Linked DNA regions of Homo sapiens: region 2 is linked to region 1. A link is a loop called in an ENCODE intact Hi-C map of the cell type or tissue named here. Cell type or tissue: OCI-LY7. All regions are shown on one strand. Each heading gives the region's core, and the rest is flanking DNA. Links, peaks and the distances in the headings are about the cores only. Region 1 overlaps LIN9 (lin-9 DREAM MuvB core complex component). Region 2 holds the start of MIXL1 (Mix paired-like homeobox).

Evidence for each region. A loop is a pair of places that touch in the nucleus more often than their neighbours do. Peaks named below come from ENCODE experiments on the same cell type or tissue, not always from the same donor. Only the 100,000 strongest peaks of a DNase experiment are listed, where the experiment ranks them.
Region 2: a loop joins it to region 1, with 4 times the contacts of the local background. A loop is called at or near these places in 3 of 110 quality-filtered maps.

What each region holds. Positions count from the first base shown.
Region 1 is chr1:226,271,011-226,273,817 of GRCh38, reverse strand. All of the region lies in intron 7 of LIN9 (lin-9 DREAM MuvB core complex component), which reads left to right. Among named protein-coding and RNA genes, the nearest start is that of LIN9, 37 kb to the left of the region's middle. In OCI-LY7, for the core only: no CTCF peak of the experiment used is centred there; no DNase peak of the experiment used is centred there.
Region 2 is chr1:226,222,570-226,225,376 of GRCh38, reverse strand. MIXL1 (Mix paired-like homeobox) reads right to left here and starts at 1,713. Exons shown (of 2, transcript NM_031944.3): 1 at 1,303-1,713. The coding sequence starts at 1,695. RefSeq lists a silencer at 995-1,289 and an enhancer at 1,335-1,394. In OCI-LY7, for the core only: CTCF peaks have their summits at 1,199 and 1,403; DNase peaks (open chromatin) are centred at 1,426 and 2,096; H3K4me3 peaks cover 1,519 bases.

The DNA.
Region 1 (2,807 bases), core at 290-2,789:
CATTGTAGTTCCTAGCCCATTGTGGCTCAAAAACTTTAGTATGCATCAGAATCACCTGGAGGGCTTGATAAAACATATTGCTGGGCTCTACCTCTGAGTTTCTGATTCAGAAGGTCTGGGATAGGGCCTGGGAATTTGCATGTCTGACAAGTTTCAAAGTAATGCTGCTGGTTTGGGAACTGCCTTTTTAAAAAAAAGAAGAAGAAGAAAACAAATGCAAAGAGGTATAGTTAAAAAGTCAAAAGAGAATTTGATTTTTTAAATATTGAATTTGGCCAGGTACAGTGGCTCATGCCTATCATCCCAGCACTTTGGGAGGCTGAGGCAAGCCACTCACCTGAGCCCAGGAGTTTGAGACCAGCCTGGCAACATGGTGAAACACTGTTTCTACAAAAAATACAAAAATTGGTCAGGTGTGTTGTGCTCCTGTAGTTCCAGTTCCTTGGAAGGCTGAGATGGGAGGATTACCTTAGTCTCAACTGCAGTGAGCAGTGATTATACCACAGCACTCCAGCCTGGACAGAGTGAGACCTTGTCTCAAAAAAAAAAAAAAAAAAAAAATTACCTAATTAAAAAAAAAAGATGGCAGGAAAGAAGGGACAGGGAACAACAAAAAACCCAAATGGGATAAATAGAAAATAGCAAGGTGGTAGACTTAAGTCTGGCCATCCTATTGTTGTATTAAATGCCAATGAACTATAAACACTTCTGCCAAGCACACTGGCTCACACCTCTAATCCCAGCACTTTGGGGGAGGCCAAGGCACGAGGATCACTTAAGCACAGGAGTTTGAGACTAGCCTGGGCTACATAGTGTGTTGGGGTGATCAGACCCAACACCAGGTCGTGGGGGTGATGATGTCCAGCTGAATCAAAGGATTGAGAAAAAGACAGTTTGAGAAAGAAAGTGGGACCAGGGACCCATCGCGATTGTGGAGGCTGTGAAGGCCCCAAGCTCTGGGACCCTACACTGTTTATTGGTAATCCAACAAAGAAACAGGTGGTGAGAATGTGGGGGTCAAAAAGGCAGGCACATGATCTACAGCTGTGACGGCTTAGCCTTTATATAGAACATGTTCTGCTACTTGAGATAATGGGAATACAATCAATCTAGGAGCCTAGGAGGGCTAGAAGCAAGGAGCCAGCAAGTCTAGACACATTCCAGGGGACATTATGTCAGACATGCAAGCCCTGCCTCAGCTTTTTTCCTAACACTCAGCTTTTTCCCACCATAGTGAGACCCTGTCTCTACAAACATTAAAAAAAAAAAAAAAAAAAAGGTCAAGCATGGTAGTGGGCACCTGTAGTCCCAGCTACTCAGGACGCTGAGACGATCGCTTGAGCACAGGAGTTCAAGGCTACAGTGAGCTATGATCATGCCACTGCACTCCAGTTTGGGTGACACAGCTAGACTCTGTCTCAAAAAAAAAAAAAAAAGCCACTTCAATTAAAAAGTAATGATTGGCTGGGCATGGTGGCTCATGCCTGTAATCCCAGCACTTTGGCAGGCCGAGGCAGGCAGATCACTTGAGGTCAGGAGTTCAAGACCAGCCTGGCCAACATGGTGAAACCCCGTCTCCACTAAAAACACAAAACTAGCCAGGCATGGTGGCACGTGCCTGTAATCCCAGCTACTCAGGAGGCTGAGGCAGGAGAATCACTTGAACCTGGGAGGTAGAAGTTGCAGCGAGCCAAGATCTCACCCACTGTACTCTGCACTCTAGTCTGTGCAACAGTGAGACTCTGTCTCAAAAAAAAAAAAAAAAAGTTAAGATAATGAGAACGGATTAAAAAAAAGTAAGACTCATCTATATGCTGTCTTCAAGAGTTATACTTAAATATAAAATCATAGACAGGTTGAAAGCAAAAAGATGAAAAAGATATGCAGTGCAAATAGTAACTGTAAGAAAGCTAAAGTGGCTATTTTAACATCAGAGAAAAACAGGCATCAAGACAGTATTGTCAGAAGTATTTCATAATGATAAAAATGGCCAGTTCAGAAAGATATACCAATCCTAATATTATGTATGTATATTACTATATACCTAACAATAAAGCTTCAAAATACTTGAAAGCAACAGTTGAGATAACTAAAGAAAGAAATAGACAAATCCACAATCATAGTTGTAGATTTTAACACCTCACTTCCAGTAATTAATAGGTAGAAGAAGCCAAAAAATGTTAATACACATATAGAGGATCTCAACAACACTATCAGTCATCTTGATCTAAATAATATGTTTAGAACAATACACTCAACTGCAGAATACATATTATTTACATAGGCAAATGGCTTGTTTATCGACATATACCATATACTGGCCCATTAAAAATGTCAATACATTTTGAAAGATTGAAATCATATAGAGAATTTCTCTGACCACAATAGAATTTAATTAAACATATTCCTTCTTTAGAAAATATTTTAGTAAACAAAGAGTAGTAGATTTTTCCTCAAAAACAAGAGCCAAAAGAATTAAAAAGTCACTCTATTAGGGATTTTGCTGTAGGAACAAAGAATCTGGCAGGTAAAAAGTGACTGGACTTTGTGATTGTCAGATACAGAGTTAGAAGCACAAGAGTTTTGACAGATGCACTGCGTATTCAAAGTAATGGAAAATTTGAATAGTAGAGAAGTTTGGAAAAATGTCTAGACATGATACTTTAGCTACAGTATATAGAAAGTTGTTTGAGACGTCATACTTAAGCCACAGTTGTTTACCCCTGGAGAAATGAGAGTGTTAAAAAAGATATTAAAATCATTGATTTGTTAAGAAATTATAAGAATCTGAACTATCCTAAAAGTAA
Region 2 (2,807 bases), core at 265-2,764, 48 kb after region 1:
AGCACTTGGGTTGACGATTAGAAGTTCAGAACACCTGGCTTTCCTTGCCTCCCCATTCCCAGATGGAAACATTGGAATAATGCCTAGTTCTATCTACTCTTTAGTTAGAGAAATTTTCATGAAAAATGGGGTCACAAAAATGGAAGCACTTAGAATTCTTAGAAAAAAACTGCATTAAATTATGAAGAAAACCTGTTTTTTAAGGTCTGCACTCCCTTGTCAAACTAATCAAGGAGGTATTTTGCTCATGCCAGCTGTTGAGACTGACAGCTGTATGACCGCCAGGGGTGCAGAGAAAACAAGTCCACTCTCCCAGTGTTTAAATGAGGGCTGCTACTTAAAACTGCGCTTGGACACCGACCACGGGGCTACAGACAGACAAAAAGGCAGGCTTCTCCTTACCAACTCTAAGATTCTGATCTAAATTACTTTAGATAATAAACACGGCCGGGCGCGGTGGCTCACGCCTGTAATCCCAGCACTTTGAGGCGGGTGGATCACCTGAGGTCAGGAGTTCGAAACCAGCCTGACCAACATGGTAAAACCCCGTCTCTACTAAAAATACAAAAATTAGCTGGGCGTGGTGGCTGGCGCCTGTAATCTCAGCTACTCGGGAGGCTGAGGCAGGAGAATCACTTGAACCTGGGAGGCGGAGGTTGCAGTGAGCCCAGATCGCGCCATTGCACTCCAGCCTGGGCAACAAGAGTTAAAACTCCATCTCAAATAAAAACTAAATAAATAAAAATAAACACACCTTGCACTAGATTTTTCAAACTGAAAACAAGCTCCAGGTGCTTCTCGCTTTATCTCAATTCGCTACATCCTTTCAAATCTAATCCCAAAACGTAACACTTGCCAAGAAAGTAGCATGGGGGTAACTTGGCGAGCCAGCCTTCCCCGTTTTCAGCTACCATTCTCACGCTCAAAGCCAGAGGAAAACCCCAACTGCCCCTCATCTGTGTCTTCTTCCCGGATAAAGAAAAAGTGTAAAACTTCTTATCTTCCTGCTGGGAATTACTTTCTGGCCATTTCAGGGGACCGGCTAGCCTCCTAGGAGCCCTTATTATATTTAATAATGAGAGAAATCGTTCAGTGCAGGCCTAAATTATTTCACACAGGCCTCGCAACCACCCTATGCAGCAGGTGCCGATATCACCCCCTATTTCAGTCTAGTACGCAGAGCCTCAGGGGAAGCACCGTGCCTGCAACGTCCCGGGTGTGGCCTCAGGAGCCCGCAGTCCAGACCTAGAGTCCGCAGCGCCTCCGCTCCAGCGCGCACTTGCGAACGCAGCGGGCCCTCACCTGGATCCTGGACTCGGGGAGCAGGGTGAGCGCGGCCAGGCGCTCGCGCAAGTGGATGTCGGGGTACCGGGTCCGGCGGAAGACGAGCTCCAGCAGCTGCAGCTGTTCGGCGCTGAAAGACGTGCGCTTGCGGCGCTGCGACGCCGACGGGGCGGCCGCGCCTTTGGGGGGCGCAGGCGAGCCCAGGCTGGCGGGGGGCGGCGGGGCCGGCCCGGGGTCCCGGCCGAGGAAGCCCGCAAAGGTCGCTGGGCCGGGGCCCGCGGGCGGCGCAGGGAGCAGGGCTGCCGCAGGGCTCGGGGGCGGCAGGAGCGCCCCGCCGGCGTGGGGGGCCCGGTACGCTGGAAACGCGGCGCCCTCGGCAAACTGGAGCGCACGGGACTCGGCTGTGGCCATCGCTCCGGAACCCAGCGCGCCGCTCGGAGGGGCGCGGGCCGCACTTATACCCTCCCGGGCCAGGGGCTGGGAAGGCGGGGCGGTGCGATCAAAGGTGGGCTCGGGGAGACCCGTGTCTCCTCCGGGTGCGAGCCCGCCCCCGGCCCCGCCAGACGCCGGGGAATAATCGCTTCCGCCGGCTGCGGGATGCAGGAGGGAGGCGTGAACTTGGGTCCCGGCCCCCTCCGTGTTCTTCCCCGCCCACCCGCCCGGACGGCGCAATCCACATCCCCGAAGGACTATTTGCCTGGGAGGGGCAGCCCGGAGGGGCCCGGGTGCGCGGGCCGCAGGCGACAGAACTCTCTTCTCCGGGTCAAATCCCCGTTAAGAGCGGCGGAAGCACCTTGCCTGGCCTGTGCCTTACATGGCCTGGGCCTTGAGCCTTGCCCTAGTCCCGTCTGTCCTCATCAAAGCTATTTATTTACCACCCCTGCTATGTGCTAGACCCTGTACCAGGTTGGTCAAACAGCCCGGCCCCTGTCTTCTGCAAGCCTCCCTAACACATCCTGAATCCAAGCGGGGAGGGGGGTGAAGATAAAGGATCCAGGGGGCAGCACATTCCTCCTGATTAAATGGGTGGGGGGAGTGGGGGGGTCTGGCTGGAATGTCCATGGGCCCACCAATAAAGATACCCTAGGTAGGGCGGGGTTGGCAACGTGCCCCATTAGCAGAGGATACGGCGCAGTTTGGCCTTTCTGGAGATACTCAACAATGCTTAAGACCCGTCTATTGGATGGGAGGAGATGAAAGCCACCTCATGAAGTTTCCACGCGCCCTGAATCATCATTCTTTCCTCTGCCCCTTGGGGCTCTGAAAGCTCCCATTTTCTCTACTTTGTGCTATGGTTATGGTTTCTCTATCTGCTAGATATAAAGTCTTAGCAAGCAGGAACCCACCTCTCCCTTTCTGAGTTTATTGAGTGTCTGCTTTGTACACCTATTCTGCGTGAGGCGCGGTGCTAGGCCCCTTAGTGAATGTCTGTCGAATTGGATGTCACTGAGCTCTCCTTATTGAAAGAGAAACCCATGGTCCACTATGGGAACTGCCCCACCACAGTGCAAGAACTCAAGAGA